Regions from separate parts of the Homo sapiens genome. Here region 2 is linked to region 1. A link is a loop called in an ENCODE intact Hi-C map of the cell type or tissue named here. Cell type or tissue: HCT116. All regions are shown on one strand. Links, peaks and the distances in the headings refer to the core of each region. The heading gives the core; the rest is flanking DNA. Region 1 holds the start of LOC124905010 (a long non-coding RNA gene). Region 2 overlaps SYNJ1 (synaptojanin 1).

Evidence for each region. A loop is a pair of places that touch in the nucleus more often than their neighbours do. Peaks named below come from ENCODE experiments on the same cell type or tissue, not always from the same donor. Only the 100,000 strongest peaks of a DNase experiment are listed, where the experiment ranks them.
Region 2: a loop joins it to region 1, with 5 times the contacts of the local background. A loop is called at or near these places in 2 of 110 quality-filtered maps.

Annotation. Positions count from the first base shown.
Region 1 is chr21:32,744,043-32,752,382 of GRCh38, forward strand. PAXBP1 (PAX3 and PAX7 binding protein 1) reads right to left here. Exons shown (of 18, transcript NM_016631.4): 9 at 7,077-7,176; 10 at 6,875-6,990; 11 at 4,457-4,656; 12 at 1,532-1,676; 13 at 750-871. LOC124905010 (a long non-coding RNA gene) reads left to right here and starts at 7,212. Exons shown (of 2, transcript XR_007067844.1): 1 at 7,212-7,310; 2 at 8,074-8,340. In HCT116, for the core only: no CTCF peak of the experiment used is centred there; no DNase peak of the experiment used is centred there.
Region 2 is chr21:32,678,012-32,686,351 of GRCh38, forward strand. It overlaps SYNJ1 (synaptojanin 1), which reads right to left. Exons shown (of 33, transcript NM_203446.3): 9 at 7,737-7,906; 10 at 6,027-6,108; 11 at 3,485-3,637; 12 at 634-790. Among named protein-coding and RNA genes, the nearest start is that of SYNJ1, 46 kb to the right of the region's middle. In HCT116, for the core only: no CTCF peak of the experiment used is centred there; no DNase peak of the experiment used is centred there.

The DNA of each region.
Region 1 (8,340 bases), core at 208-8,207:
AGAGCACCCACCTTCTCTACATTTAAACAGCTTCTATGAATGGCCCCTGAAGAGCATTAACTTTAAGTTTGGCAACTAGTTATAAAACAGTATCTAGTTGTTTTATATGCTGTTTAAATGGTTTGGGTGCCCAATCTTTTGGCTTCCCTGGGCCATACTGGAAGAACTGTCTTGGGCCACACATAAAATACAATGACACTAATGACAGCTGATGAGCTAAAAAAAAAAAAAAAAGAAAAAAAAAAAGGAGGGGGGCGGGGTCTGTGCATAAATTTCATGTATTAAGACAGTTTACAAATTTGTGTTGGGCCGCATTCAAAGCCGTCCTGGGCCACATGTCCATGGGCCACGGGTTGGACAAGCTTAAATTATCAATTGTTAACATTTTGGTTTCTCATTTCCCCCCAGAAAATACAGTCTTTAAAAGGACATTTGATTAGTTGGATTGGGACTGAGGTGTGGTGGTGAGAAATCATAATGAAAGGCTATTTAAAATGATGACATCTTCCTTCCATATTGATTTTTTTAAACTGAAAACTAACATCTCTCTGCGGGACTAGGTATAAAAAAAAGAAAAAAAAAACCTAACATCTCAAATTTTGTGTATTTCAGGCTTTAATGGCCCTGATGGCCCAAGTGGGAGAACCAGATTTCTGATTGGTTTAGGATAACCACTCATTCTCTCAATGCTTGCTCATATTCAACAGAAAGAGGAAAAAAAAAAAAGGCTTCAAAAGATACTAAATTACCTGTGTATTTTTATTTTCTGCATTCACTACTGAAGGATATCCATTGATTAATTTTAGTGTAATTCCCACCATTCTTGAAGTCTGTGTTGTAGAAAAAGGGTCCCACATATTTTCAGCTATCACTATTAAGAAAAAAAGAGGATTGAGACACAGAAGCCAATTGTACCTTTAATTTTTTGTCAAGCAGACCTCTATTAATGCCAATCCTAATTTATTTTTCCTCTTTTTCTACAATATAAGCTTTAGTCTTCTTTGTCCTATTAACTGTGGGAATTTGGAGGGATAGGGATGTGGAGAGAGGATAGATTATTCTTATTTCTGGTACTCAGGGAAAATAAAGATTAGGAAAAAAGAGGATTTCTGTAGAAATGTTGTCTTGGCATCAAGAATTTCAAACTAACATTTCTAGTATTTAAAATAGATTCCTGTATCAATGATTCCTAATCTTTTTTGAGGAACTTATGAAAGCATTTTAATTGCTCCCCACATAAATGCATATCCTCCTCCCTCAAACTCTGTATAATTTTGCTTCAGTCAGTCTTTGAATTTCTAAACCTCACCTATGAAGCAATTACTGCACTCAACTACAGGCCCACCCTAAAGTGGTCTTCAAGTCCCAGGATAAGAACCCCTCTGCCCTCTAGCCATCTCTGGGCCAGGTGGTAACTATTATTTCTCATGTAATTTCTATAAGGAAACATGCTCTGAATTATAAACTCATAAAAATAGATTTGAGAAAGCCAGTGTGTCTGAATGCTCAATTCAGAGAACAGGAGATTTACCTGTTAGTTTAGGAAGAATCACCTTTTCCACAATGGTAGGTAGTAGGGCAACATCTACATCATCTTTTTCTTGCTCTCGTTCTTCACAACCATAAAACAGCAAAGATTCAAACCACAGCATATTCTCAAAGTCACGACATTTTGCCTAAAAGACATTTAAAAGGTTACCCAAATACTAAAATAGTGGCTATTTCTGCTTCCAGCTATGATAAGAGAAACAAGAACTGGATTTAACCTTTGGTTGCAAACAACTAAAAACTGGACGGCTGGAGATATCATGCTACCAGACTTCAAACTATAAGGCCACAGTAACCAAAACAGCATGGTACTGATACAAAAACAGACACATAGACCAATGGAACAGAATAGAGAACTCAGCAATAAGACCGCACACCTACAACCATCTGATCTCCGACAAACCTGACACGAACAAGCAATGGGGAAAAGATTCCCTGTTTAATAAATGGTGTTGGGAGAATTGGCTAGCCATATACAGAAAATTGAAACTGGGCTCCTTCCTTACACCATATACAAAAGTTAAGTCAAGATGGATTAAAGACTTAAATGTAAACCCCAAAACTATAAAAATCCTAGAAGAAAATCTAGGCAATACCATTCAAGACATCGGCATGGGCAAAGATTTCACGACAAAAACACCAAAAGCAACTGCAACAAAAGCAAAAATTGACAAATGGTATCTAATTCAACTAAAGAGCTTCTACGCAGCAAAAGAAACTATTATCAGAGTGAACAGACAACCTACAGAATGGGAGAAAATTCTTGCAATCTATCCATCTGACAAAGGTCTAATATCCAGAGTCTACAGGAAACTTTATAGGAAAAAAACAACCCCATTAAAAGTGGGCAAAGGACATGAACAGATACTTCTCAAAAGAAGACATTCATGTAGCCAACAAACATGAAAAAAAGCTCAACATCACCGATGATTGGAGAAATGCAAATCTAAACCACAATGAGATACCATCCCATGCCAATCAGAATGGGAATTATTTAAAAGTCCAGAAACAAAAGATGCTGGTAAGGTTTCAGAGAAAAAGGAACACTTTTACACTATTGGTGGGAGTGTAAGGAAGACAGTGTGCCAATTCCTCACAGATCTAGAAGCAGAAATGCCATTTGACCCAGCAATCCCATTACTGGGTATATACCTACAGAAATATAAATCATTCTATTATAAAGCTACATGCATATGTATGTTCACTGCAGCACTATTCACAATAGCAAAGACATGGAATCAACCCAAATGCCCATCAATTATAGACTGGATAAAGAAAATGTTATACATATACACCATGGAATACTATGCAGCCATAAAAAGGAACGAGGTCATGTCCTTTGCAGGGACATGGATGGAGCTAGAAGCCATTATCCTCAGCAAACTAACGCAGGAACAGAAACCCAAGCACCACATGTTCTCGCAAGTGGGAGCTGAACAATGAGAATATATGGACACATACTGGGGAAAAACACACACTGAGGCCTGTTGGGGGGTGGGGGTGGGGACTTGGGGGAGGGAGAGCAACAACAGCTACTGGATGCTAGGCTTCCTACCAAGGTGATGGGTTGATCTGTGCTGTAAACCACCATGTCACATGTTTACCTATGTAACAAATCTGCACATGTACCCTGGAACTTAAAAGCCAAAGAAAATAAAAAAGAACTGGACAAAATACAATGGACCATAGGCAGCACAAGACTATGACCCTTTAAAGAAAGGAATCAAATGAGGTGAGATGCTAGTTCAGGACAGCAGAGCAGTTTTGCTGAGTGGAGGAGACAGAGGGTGGAGCTCAGGAAGGCTGACACAGCTGGAAACTGTGGGGCAGAGGAGTGGGGGACACAGAAAAATAACTCCAAAATACAGTCTTGGGCCTTTGCTATCTACCAAGACACTCATGCACACAGCAAAACTTCAGAAGGTCTGGCCAAGAGCACACAGGAAATAGGAGCTGTGAGCTGAATGCTTCTCAGAGCTCACATTTTTTTCAGTTGTGTTTCCATGGCATCAACCTCAGCTCCCTTTTCCTTATAGTTCACAAATTCAACCTAGCCAATCTCAACCATGTCTACAGCTTCACCCACGTTGGTAACTTCTAAAACCACATTGTAAACATCACCACTAGACCTCCAGAGTCAATTCTAGCCCCCTCCCTTATATGACAGGCCAATAGGTCCTCTTGATTCCACCTCCTTATCTTTTTTTTTTTTTCTTGTGGCAGGTCTTGTTCTATCACCCAGGCTGCAGTGCAGTGGCACAATCATAGCTCATTACAGCCTTGATCTCCCGGGCTCAAGCAATCCTGCCTCAGCCCCCGAAGTAGCTAGGAATATGAGCACATGCCACCACAGCTAATTTTTTTTTTTTTTTTTTAAGTAGAGACAAGGTCTTGCTATGTTGCCCAGGCTGGTCTTGAACTCCTGAGCTCAAACAATCCTCCCGCCTTGGCCTCCCAAACTGTTGGGATTACAAGCATGAGCCACCATGCCTGGCCTATCAATTTTTCTCACCATGACAACTGACTTGGGTCATGTCCTCATTTCACACCTGCCTCATTGTGCTTTCCCATCTGGTTCTGAGTTCCTCTAGGATCAAAGGACCAAGTTCTTACTATTCATGTTCATATCCCAGTGTTACTGCATATAATTTCAGCTGGCTGAAAAAAGGATTATATGTAAACTGAAAAAACAACAACAACAACAAAAAAAACACATAGCTCTGCTGGGAAGACATGAAACTTAAAAGGAAAGATCATAAGATTATAACCAGATACAATCTATCAATTATAGCCTATGCCCTATCACCCCTGCAAAATATTTTGCTTAAGCTTACATCTCTAGCTTTGAGATTAAAATTACCCAGATATCAAATTATAACACTTTCTAATAGTGACAGAAGCCACTCACCTCAAGAGGAGTCCAAGTGAGGAGCTGAAGTCGTATGAGGGGGTTGAATAATTTTGGCAAACAAAGGCCAATGTAAGCATCTTTGTAGGATGTGTAGTATTTTGAACGCCATGCTTCAAACTGTGATTTAATACAGTCAATTGAATAGAAACTTTCAAGGACATCTTCAAAAACTTTGCCGGATTCTTTTGAAATTCGATCTAAAAACAACAAAACCCCACAGAGAACCATACATTAGTATGAAGTAGGAAAAAAACAGTCCAATATTTTCAGTGTTTTCTTTGTAGCTTCAGTATCAGAAGATACGCTCATTAACAAAGGGCCAATTGTTAGTCACAATTTAGAAGAAAAAAATAAATTGAAGTTTCAATTTGTCTATTATGTAAACTAAAGTGCAGCCAGTCCTTGTTTTGCAGTTCCAGTATATACAATTTTTCTACCACAGTTTGGCTAAATAAAACCTGTTCCCAAACAAGATGGTTCAAATTTCAGTTACTACGGTGTATTAGCCATAAGTAATTGTGCCGCTAGCTTTTTAGTTCACAGATCACTGCACAGATTAACAGCTGTGCATCATAATCAGTCACTAATCACATTGCTTCATTCAAACTCTGTTGGTGATTATAATAACTGACATAGCCAACTATCAGCTGAATGGATGCTAGGAACTTTAAGTGAAAAGTTATTTGCGAATAAGATTTTTTTTTTTTTTTTGAGACAGATTCTCACTCTGTCACCCAGGCTGGAGTGAAGTGGTGCGATCTCAGCTCACTGCAATCTCTGCCTCCCAGGTTCAAGTGATTCTCCTGCCTCAGCCTCCTGAGTAGCTGGGATTACAGGTATGCGCCACCATGCCCAACTAATTTTTGTATTTTTAGTAGAGATGGAGTTTCATCATGTGAGCCAGGCTGGTCTCGAATTCCTGACTTCAAGTGGTCCGCTGCCTCGGCCTCCCAAAGTGCTGGGATTACAGGTGTGAGCCACTGTGCCCAACCAAGAATAAGATACTCTTATGATGTCCCAGATTACTTGGGAAAAGGAAATATTTACAATGGAGAGATAAAGTTCTGAGAACCTTTACTGCAAGATCAATCTTAACATTGCTAATAGTGGGGACAGTCTAACATTTGTCATGTGCTTTTAAGCAGTATGAAACAGCATCCTGTATAAATTATTCTTGGGGAAGAAAAAAAAAAAGTTTAACTTAAATCTAATTAAGCCTTCAGACCTAAATTCCAGTTTACAAGAAATGGATCAAAGAACAAGTTAAACAATGCTATGAGGAAACATACAGACCAGTCTAGAATATAGGACAGTCTATAAGAGAAGTGGCCTGGTCTCTTCAAAAATTTAAAGAACAATAGGGGTGGGTGTGTGAATGTGTACTTAGGGTTACTCATTTATTCCAGATTTAAAAATGTCATAACCAAATGCAGAGCATGAACCTTAGGTGGATCCTGGTTTCAAAAACCACAAAATAACCCATAAAAATAGTTCCTAAAAAGGGTTTTTCCAGGATGCCATTGAGAAAAATTATATATGGACATGATATTAAGAAATCTGTTTTCTTATTGTGCTAAAAAAAGAAATACTTAATCAGAATAGGCATCTAACAAAAAGAAAAAAGATAATAATACTGTGATTATACAGAAAAATATACTCATTTAGAGGAAACACACTCTGAAATTTTGGGGAGTGAAGAGCCATGAGGTCTGTAAGTTACTTTCAAATGGTTCAGCAAACACACACATCTCCTTGTATAAAGAGCCAGGCAAACTTGGTGAAATCATAAGCATTGTTATCTGAGTGATAGGTATGTGGATGATCACTGTGCTAGTCTTTCAAATTTTGTTTAGAAATGTTCACTGTAAAAAAAGTAAGAGAAAGAAGCTTCTCCAACTAAGTTCCAAATGGTGTGCAATTGATATAATTCCAAACAATTATAGCCAATGGTGGGAAATGAAGACTTTTATTTGGGATCCTTCTGAAAATGCCTGGCACATAATAGTACTAACCATTCCTCTAAGGTGAGATTACTTATGACTCCCCAAATCAAGAGTTTCCTTCAGGGCTGAGTGCTCTACTGCCAAGCTTTACCTTTCCAGACCAGACAGGCTGCAATGAGAGCTGCCCTCAAGGACCTGACACATTTCCAGTCACTTAAAATTCTACCATTTGGAACAGTAACAACATTTATTATGCAAATACTAAGTACACCCTATGAGAAGATGTTACCCCTATTTTTGAGAATTCATCATGATATTCACTAATAAAAAGGCATGCAAATTTCTGCAATTAAAAAAGAAGTGTCTGGTTCTAATGCAGAGACCATGAAGATTCAAATCATTTCATGGTAAAAACCATACCCAAGTAGAAACTAAACTGATGATGAGTCTTATTTCCAAATAAATGTCTAACCTTTTTCCAGATTGAAATTAGTAATATCTGTAGAAGTTTCTTCATCATCACTGGAAAGGCCTTCAAGGTGATCTGCCATCTTACCGGTTTGTTCTCTGGCTTGTCTACGACGAGTCCTAAATAATAAACATCAAGTTCCCAAACTAGATAACAGAGACTCCTCCCTTCCCAAACAAGCCAGAGCAAGGGTTTTGAGAATTACCTCCTGGCCTCCCGCTCTGCAATGCGACGTTTTGCATGCTCTTGATACAGTGCCCGATCGCGTCCAAAGGAGTCAAGATTTGGTGCCATCAGAGCTTTGTCTGCAAAACAACAACAGTTAAAATTAAAAGCCATCTTTCAACAATCTTGAGGAAAGAGTTTGCACAGAATAAGCCATTACGACAGACTGCTTGCTAATCTCAACGGCAAGATTCTGCAATAACTGGTAAACCAGGTAGGTTTTTGGTTTAGAACAAATTTCATTATTATTCTGCGTTCCCATTTTAAAAAGTAGAAAAATTAAAGAAGTGATTTCTTTTTAAGAGTTCAACAACCCTACAAATATGTAATTGGGCTTACTCACTATTTTTATGTCTAAGTAACAGGACAGCTATCAGGAATAGCTATCATGATGACCAAATAAATTAAAACTCTAAATTACCTGTGCAAAGGGAAAAATATTACATTTTTAAGGAGGAAGAACTTCAGCATCACATTGAATGACAGCAGGAAAACATAGGAAGACATAAGAAAACAGCTTTGTTGCAAGAGTTTAATAAATTTATTGTAATTTTGCTTTGTAGAAATTTGTTTTCTATCACTATTTTTAGAATAAGGCATCTGAAAACCGCATCTGAGCAGGACCAACTTCCGCCTTCTCAAATGCTAATCTTTCTCTTTCACAGCATAGTTTTATTTTATTTTTTTGGTCTTCGTATTTTCCATTTCTCAAAAAACATTCTAGGGTAATTTCCTAGCTTTAGCTTCCAATCCTATTTAAATTTATATTTCAGTTATCATATTTTTAGTTTTCAAGAGATAGTTCTTGTTCTTACAATATTCCTCTTCTACAGCATTCTATATACTCCTGTTGAGTAGGATACCTTCTATTATCTCCCTGGGGCTCCCAACTGTTTGAAAGTAATCTGTTTACAGAAAACTTGCATACTTGTACCAGCACTGTCTGTTTCCTCAGTCCCTTTGGTTCTGCTGCTCAGGTTGGTCCTTATGATCATCGTTAACTGCCTGTTCATATAGAAGAGCAAGACTGGAAGCTGTGTGTGTGGGCAGGAGCTGTCTAACAGAGGTGTCTCCGTCGGATCACTAGGTACTGAGCCAGTTCTTTTGTTGGGGATCCCCAGATTTTAGTGTTTCAGGGTCTTTATTTTGGACCTACTCTCTTTAATCAAAAAAGACTCCCCTAATCTCTTGCCTAGGTAAAAGAAGGGGTGGGGGAAACATCTGTCCACTATACTTCCCTCATT
Region 2 (8,340 bases), core at 38-8,037, 66 kb before region 1:
GTTTTCCCGTCATGCTACTTTTATGTGCTCACTGATAGGAGAAGTTTTTTTTTAAAAGACACAGTGGAAGGTGAAAACCTATTCTGAAGGTCATATATTTATTTCAAATATTAAAATTGGTAATAGCAGTTAGTGCCCAATAATTAGCACTACTTTAAATTATTAATATGATTTAATGCTTATTCAAACAATAGCAATTAAAAGTTAAGACCAAGTTACAGAAACTTTTGGGATAGTGATTTAAAAAATAACCAATATAGGCATTAGTTTTCCCAGTAAAGCATTTTTCTGCATAATTAGATTATTAAATGCTGTATTACAAGTACTAGCTGAATATTCTATGAAATACTGCCTTGTACAAAGTTAACAATGCTTAATTATTTACCCCTCAATCATAATCTATAGAAGAAACCATGCAAGGGCCTCAGTTTACAGCTTAGTAATACCACTGATTGTACAAATATTTTAAAACAGACAAACTTCCCTTGGAGAATGTACTTTTCAAAAATTACCTTTACAGAAATCCCTTCAAAAACTATTTTAACCAACTAAAAATTCTGTGTAAATAAGTTTACATTTACCTCTTGGACCTTTAGGAATATAAATAACAAATAAAATATAAAGTGCACATACCACGCAAACTTCCAGTAGTTAAAAGTGCTCGAGCTTTGTCAGCTAAATCACTATTCAGAGTATTTCCCAGTAGCAAAACATCAATGGCCTCTTGCTTGGAGCTGTCAAAGAAGTTATTCTGAATTGTTCGGGTAACAGAGCGAGCACCATCTTTTAACTTTCCAGCCTGTTAAGAAAGGAGCGCAGATTTTCATTTTAAATATTACTGATTTTACTCATTAGGTTTTTTGAAATTTTAAATCAGTTTTATATGATTTTAGTATAAAAAAGGACCTAATCGTTCTATTTTGAATATATAGTCATGACAATTAAAATGCCTCCAACATGTCACTGTTTCCTTTCTTCTTTTGGATTAAAGCTCTGCACAAAGAAATGAAAAAGCTCAGTGCTACAACCTCATCCAGTAATTACATCTAGGGCAACAAATGTTTAAAATTGCTTATTACAAAGGAAATAAACTGAAGTGAACTTATTTAAAACAAGAAAATTCCTTCTTACAAGGTAATTTGTAAACTTGGGGATAAAATGGGTAAGGAGAAATGGGAGATAAAAGAAGATACACTGAGCTTAACTGCCCCTAGAAAAACTTCAAATTACTTTGGTAGTAGAAAAAGAAAATGGAAATTGCTCCCAAATAGCTTACATGAGTTAAAATTAAAACTAAACCTAAGAATGAAGGTCTAGTCTCAAAAGAAATTTACAAGTACAGTTCATAAACGAATATTACATGTAAACTACAGTTTGTATATTTTGAGTCATTTTATTGCCCATGCAAAAATACATCATAAGATAATAAACTTATTCCTATAGTGAGATTTGATTATAACTTTTAATGAATATATATTTTACTTAGGCATGTTAGTTACCATAATGATTTATTTTGATCTTACAGATTTTGATGATTGTCAAAACAAAAAACTTGCGTCTTTTAGGAAATAACTTCAGTTTGCAATATGTAATTTTTATTCTTTAAAGAAATAACAGTAACTCAAGGCTTCTTTTTAGAATAAAGAGCCAATTTTCTTAAATGCCACTAAATGAAGAACCAGTTTTCTTCAATGCCATTAAATGAATGCTACTATATTTAATAAGCAATTAATGTTTGGCATTAAGTGTTATTTCTTTCTATATAATAGCATATGCAAATGACATTATTTGAAAAGACACTCACCATTCACATTATCAGGCAATTAATCAAAAGGAACCCAGAGAAAAGGAAAAGAAAGAGCAGTTCAGATGTTAGATTTTAGTTCAATTCAGGCTAGCATATTTAATGTATAAAATTTTATATCTATATATTATGTTAAAGATAAAAGACCACTGAAAATATATGTAACCTCTGTACATATATTGTAGTCACTGCAGAAATGAAAAGGTAGAAGTATATAAAAGAATATTTTAAGCAATAGTTTGAGAATCAGCTTTTAATAGCAAGAATTATGTTGTTTAAAAGGAATAAATCAAAGTTTAACAATTTGATGTTTACAAAAATAGGGACCACTTAAGAAGTAAATATTTGTAAAAGTCAATACAAATTATTTCTATGAGTTGAACAAAAGAAACTTTGCAGGTAAGGCCAATACCTCTGGGCAGAGGCATGGCATATTATGAGACACAGAAGAGGAAGACTTGGAAATTAAAAGAAGACTTGGAGACCATGAATGGTCTTTAAAGAATTTCAGTTGCTGTATGGAAGAAGCTGAATGAGAACTATAAAAGTGATAAATGTTCTCATTTCTATTCTTGAAATAATTTGAGAAATTGTGGAGATTTAGAAAGTTGATAAATTCAAGTGAGGCCAGGATCCTTAAAAAGTTAAACAATATTTAAGAATATAAAATAATGAAAACTATCTCAAGTATTGTTCCAAACTCCCTCAATAAGGGACAAATACTTGAGAAGAAAGTAGTCTGTAGATAATACCAGGAAATAAAAAGTAATGATGAAACAGACAATTATAATTAAGTCCATTCTTTTTTTTTTTTGGAACAGAGTCTCACTCTGTCACTCAGGCTGGATGGAGTGCAGTGGCGTGATCTTGGCTCACTGCAACCACCACCTCCTGGGTTCAAGTGATTCTCATGCCTCAAACTCCCGAGTAGCTGGGATTTCAGGTGTGCACCACCATGCCCAGCTAGTATTTTCTATTTTCAGTAGAGATGTGGTTTCGCTATGTTGGCCAGGCTAGACTAGAACTCCTGGTCTCAAGTGATCCACCTGCCTCAGCCTCCCAAAGTGCTGGGATTATAGGCGTCAGCCACCACACCTGGCCCATATCTCACACTTCGTTGGCACATCTTGATAGCCACCTTTCTAAGGTAAGATAAGTAAAGATCAATTATGCCCTAATCTTGGGTTCCTAGTAAGCACTGCATAAGCTGTTGATGGACTTACTTGTCCAAGTGGCATACGTCACACATCTATTAACAGTAGGCACTGTGTTAAGTGCAGGGAACGCAAAGCCAAATAAGAGAGAACCCTTTATTAAGAGGTCTATGGTTTTAAAAATCATATTTGTAATCAAAACAAACAATACAAAAAGTAAAACAGATATACAAGGGAAATCATGAAAAAAAGAGCAATATATATCATCTTAGTGGATTGTCACTAAATGACTAGATACGTTATATATACATACTTCCCAAACTTAGGGAAATACCTATCTTCCATTTATTCACTAGTATCCACTGTGAAAGGAAGTATCAAAGAAGGCATAAAAGCACATTAAACAGAATTCTAAGACACATCTATTAATTTAAACCATCTATTAACTTTTAAAAGGCCATTTAAAAGCTTTATGAAGAGAGGAAAAAGAGGATATTCTGTAATGTTATGATAGATCTAGATATACCTTCGCTTTCCCTTCAAGAGCTCCAGTTCCTGCATATATCTTACTGATTGAATCACCATTCACGGACCACATTGACCGAAAAACTTCTTGAAAGCGAGTCACCAACTGAGGCTTTTCAGCTAAACCAAGAGCTTCCAACTGTTTAGCTAGCATCTTAAAAAGCAAACAAGAAATTTTTATAAGTACATTAATATATTAATTGTAATATGGCTTTTAAGAACTACCAGAATCAAACCAAAAATTTATCATTATAGCACTATTTGGGACTAGCTTCTGAAAACATAACAGTTTACTAGGCTGAGTTATTTCCCATCATTTCAATTTTTAAAACAAATACTGTATCAATGGAAACTACAAGTATTGATAAGGACTTCTTTCTGGTTAAATGATAAAATTTATCTTATTAAAGTATCCCTATAAATCAGAGTTGTTTACCTTGCCCACCTAAAAGAATTCATCAATCAACAGCCTGCATTAGAATAAAAAAAAGTTTACTTAGTCCTAAACATAAATAACTAGGTCTCTTTAACTTTTGGATTTGGCTTTATAAGTTTAAGTAATTAAGGTAAAAAAAATGAAAAAAAGGAGTTGCTCTTAAATTGTCACAAAATAAAGAAAATAAGTAAAACTTCTGAATGAAGTCATGACAGCTTTTTATGCATAAAATCCACATCGGTAATATATATAAGGGAAGAACTAGGGGGAAGAGCATGCAAGAAATTCAAGGACCTCTCGGCTTCCACAAGTCCTTATCACATATAACAATAAAAGTGTTCCAAAAAGTTATTGATCTTTATATGCAAGAATTCTAGCCTATAAATCTGACAGAGTCAATGTTCGATCTTTATCCAATCTGTGTATTTGGAATCTAGTCATATTCTATGCCTTGCATTTTAACTTAACTCTTTCCAATTTACGTTTTATTTTATCATGTAAGTATGGTGATCATCCATAATTATAGAAGAACCAAAAGCTAAAATAAGATTAAAAAAACCTTAAACTGGGTTCATTTAATTACCTAGAGACTTACACCAGAGCTGTTCTTTGCTAGCATGGAGAATAAAACAAAATGAGCCCCAGGGCCTCCTTTATCATTTAAATCTTTCTTCAAGGAACTGGGCAAAACTGATCTTATTCCTCTACTAGTTTGGCTTTGTCTATCTTGGTGTCAAACTTTGTAACCTGTCAACCAATTGCTATCCTAGGGAGTTTTCTAATTCCTAACTATCAACAGTGGAGAATCAGCTAAGTCAGATCCTGAAAACTAACATCTGTTATAATTTTGATGAAGAGGTCCAAGTACTTCAATAAGCTTATTATCAGAATCCATGTACATTTATTCAGCCACTTAAAACTTGAAACAAATCCAAGGCATGTGATAAACTCTTATCTAAATGACCAACATGCTTGCTTTCATTTTCTTGTTTCTGTCAAATTTTCTAAATAAATTACAAATAAACATCAAAAACATACTCAAAAAATCCAAACAGTAAAATTTATTTAGTTACATGAAAAATATATTCTGTAGTAGAGAATTTTATACACTGTACTTTCATTTTTGAGATAAAGAACCTCAGCTGCAAAGTAACTAATTAACCAATACTCAGGTCAAATTTAAGATCATTAACTAAAGGAAATAAGAACATGTAACTTCCTATTGCTGTTTTTTTATAGTATTTGAGAACTATGTTAAGTTCTGATGGAACTAAACGAAGTTTAGCCACAGCCTTATAACCTTAACTTGCAGAGGAGGGAAGACTTAGAAAGCTCAGCATTGCTAAATAGTTTGTCAAAGAGTTGAGACTATGTTTATCTTAGGCTGAATCTGATGGATAAGTAGTAAAGAAAAAAAAAAAAGAAAAAACGTTGCAAACAGCGACCTTATCAGAGAAGTTGAATTGCATTCATTTTCATTCTCACTAACTATGGCATTTTCATCTGATCCTGTTTTTTTATAGCTACTAATTTGAAAACACCAAACAAACTGGATTGGTATCAGAGAAGTTGAATTGCATTCATTTTCATTCTCACTAACTATGGCATTTTCATCTGATCCTGTTTTTTTATAGCTACTAATTTGAAAACACCAAACAAACTGGATTGGGTTACAAATTGTCAAAAATATAGTCCTATATAATTGTACATATGAAAATAGACCCTTCTTATCCTAAAATAGATTTTTAAAAGACAACACAGAGAATAAAAGGCCAAATACACACATACACCCACACCCACACATATATATTTCCTCCAAAAGACAGGGAAAAAATTGTTGAAATACTATAAACAGCAGATTTTAAAAGGGAGAATAAGGAACAACAGAAGTAGATAGAGAGCTACCTAAAGAGAATATGAAGATCAGGTAAAGGAAATATTTAAATCAAAAGAAAGTTTGGCCAAAAAAAGAGACAGAGATTAGAAGTACAAAATGAAGCATAACATTACATACACTTTCTGGAAGGTAATAAGAAACATAAGTATTCAAAAAGCACTTAAAGAGGCAGATGATACAAGGCACATACATTTTAATTTATTCTTTTACCTCTAAGCCAAGAAATGCCTGCACACTATTTGTTCTATCAAGACAATCCAAGCAGTTTGTTCGAACTGTACCACTCTGGCATCTGTAACCAATAAAGTTAAATATCCAGTTTGGAACAAAAATAAAGCTAAAACAAACAGTGAATAATTGAGGTAATTAAAATGTAGCATCCACCTTCCCTCTCCAACTTTTTATTATTACAGTATTCAAATATACAAAAAAAATTATACTGTGAACATCCATATACCCACCATTTAAATTTGACAACTGTTAACATTTTGTCACATATGCTTCATTACATTATCTATCACACACTTATTTTTAATTAGGCCAACAATTAGAAACTAAATATACATTCAGGTTTATGCTCTTACAGTTCTTTGCACATAAAATAAAAATATTTATAGAACAAAATTTTTTTAAACCTAAGATCTGTTATCTCTAATGACTGTGTCTACAGCATTGATGCTAAATAAAATACAAATTGAAAAATTAAAAATTTGAGCTTTCTGCACTAAAGTTTCCCTTAACCTATATTCTGAACTTAACTCTCTTAACATTTACTTTTCTCCTCTATTTCACATACAAAAACTGAATATTTAAATTATACTAAAGCAGACAGTAAACAAAGCCTTTCACTTCTATTTGCATTTAATAATCTTTACTGGCATCAAGAAATATTAAAACGTAAGTTTTAAAAGAGAAGCAAAACAGTTTCATATATAACAGCATGAAGTATGGAGCCAGACGAATCCCAGTTCTAACACTTGCTAATTATGAGACTTGCAGCAGATGGAAATGGGCATAATAATAGAGTCTATCCCTATAATTGTTATTGATACATGTTAAGACTTAAGTACGGCCGGGCGCGGTGGCTCACGCCTGTAATCCCAGCACTTTGGGAGGCGGAGGCGGGTGGATCACGAGGTCAGGAGATCGAGACCATCCTGGCTAACACGGTGAAACCCCGTCTCTACTAAAAATACAAAAAAAAAACAGCCGGGAGTGGTGGCGGGCGCTTGTAGTCCCAGCTACTCAGGAGGCTGAGGCAGGAGACTGGCATGAGCCCGGGAGGCGGAGCTTGCAGTGAGCCAAGATCGCACCACTGCACTCCAGCCTGGGCGACAGAGCGAGACTCCGTCTCAAAAAAAAAAAAAAAAAAGACTTAAGTACACTGCCTGCTCCATAAAATGCGCTCACTAATGTAACCTCTCATTATTATTTGGTGAATTCTAAAGAAAGAAAAACAAGTTTAAAATCAAGTATAGGATGGGTGAGATGGCTCATGCCTGTAAACCTAGCACTTTGGGAGGCTGAGGCAGGTGGATCACTTGAGCCCAGGAGTTTGAGCCCAGCCAGGGCAATACAGGGAGACCCCCGTCTCTACCAAAAAAAAAAAAAAAAAAAAAAAATAAGCCAGGCATGGTGGCACACACCTGTAGTCCCAGCTACTCAGGAGGCTGAGGTGAGAGGATCTCCTGAAACCAGAAGGCAGAGGCTGCAGGGAGCTGAGACTGCACCACTGCACACCAGCCTGGGCAACAAAGTGAGGCCCTATTTCAAAATAATAAAAATAAAAATAAAATGAAATATTTAAAAGATATTTAATTATAAACTTTAATTTTAAAAAGAAAATTTAAGAGTTCAACGTTAAGAATAATTTTTAATTAATGTTCCAATTCAAAGAACAGAGAAACAGAACAGTCAAACCTTTGAACTTCACTTCCATTGAAATAAAAAAATCCATAATCTAGAAACTTCTGGACTTGAGGTTTAAGAACACTATGTAATTTTTCTGCCTTTCCTCCCTTAACCATTTGATGATAGTCAAAATTCACCATCTGGATATCAGCAGCATGTTCAGAAGCTTTCAAATGACTCTGAAAGTAAAAAGGCAAATATTCATCTAAATGAAAGTAAAAAGGCAAATATCCATCTAAATATTCATCACATTTCATTGACACTGGCAATAAATCTTTTCCCTAAAGCCTCAAAAACTATCCCTGAGAGATACGGTGACACAATTAACATCAGTGTACTTAAATAATATTCTCATCTGGCTTAGGAAATAAAAAATTATTTCCAATTGCCAGCATTTTATTTTTACAACACAAACTTACTATTTAGACCTATTATAGAATCTCAAAGTCATCTAAGACAAAGCCTATCAAAGACTGAAAGATTCATATTTTATAACTTCATTCAATACATACAAATATTCTTAAATTTTACCATAAAGTCACTCTGTAAAGTATAATCTGTTTATTAACAATATTTATTTCACCAGATTAAAAAAATAGCTATAAAATCAGGA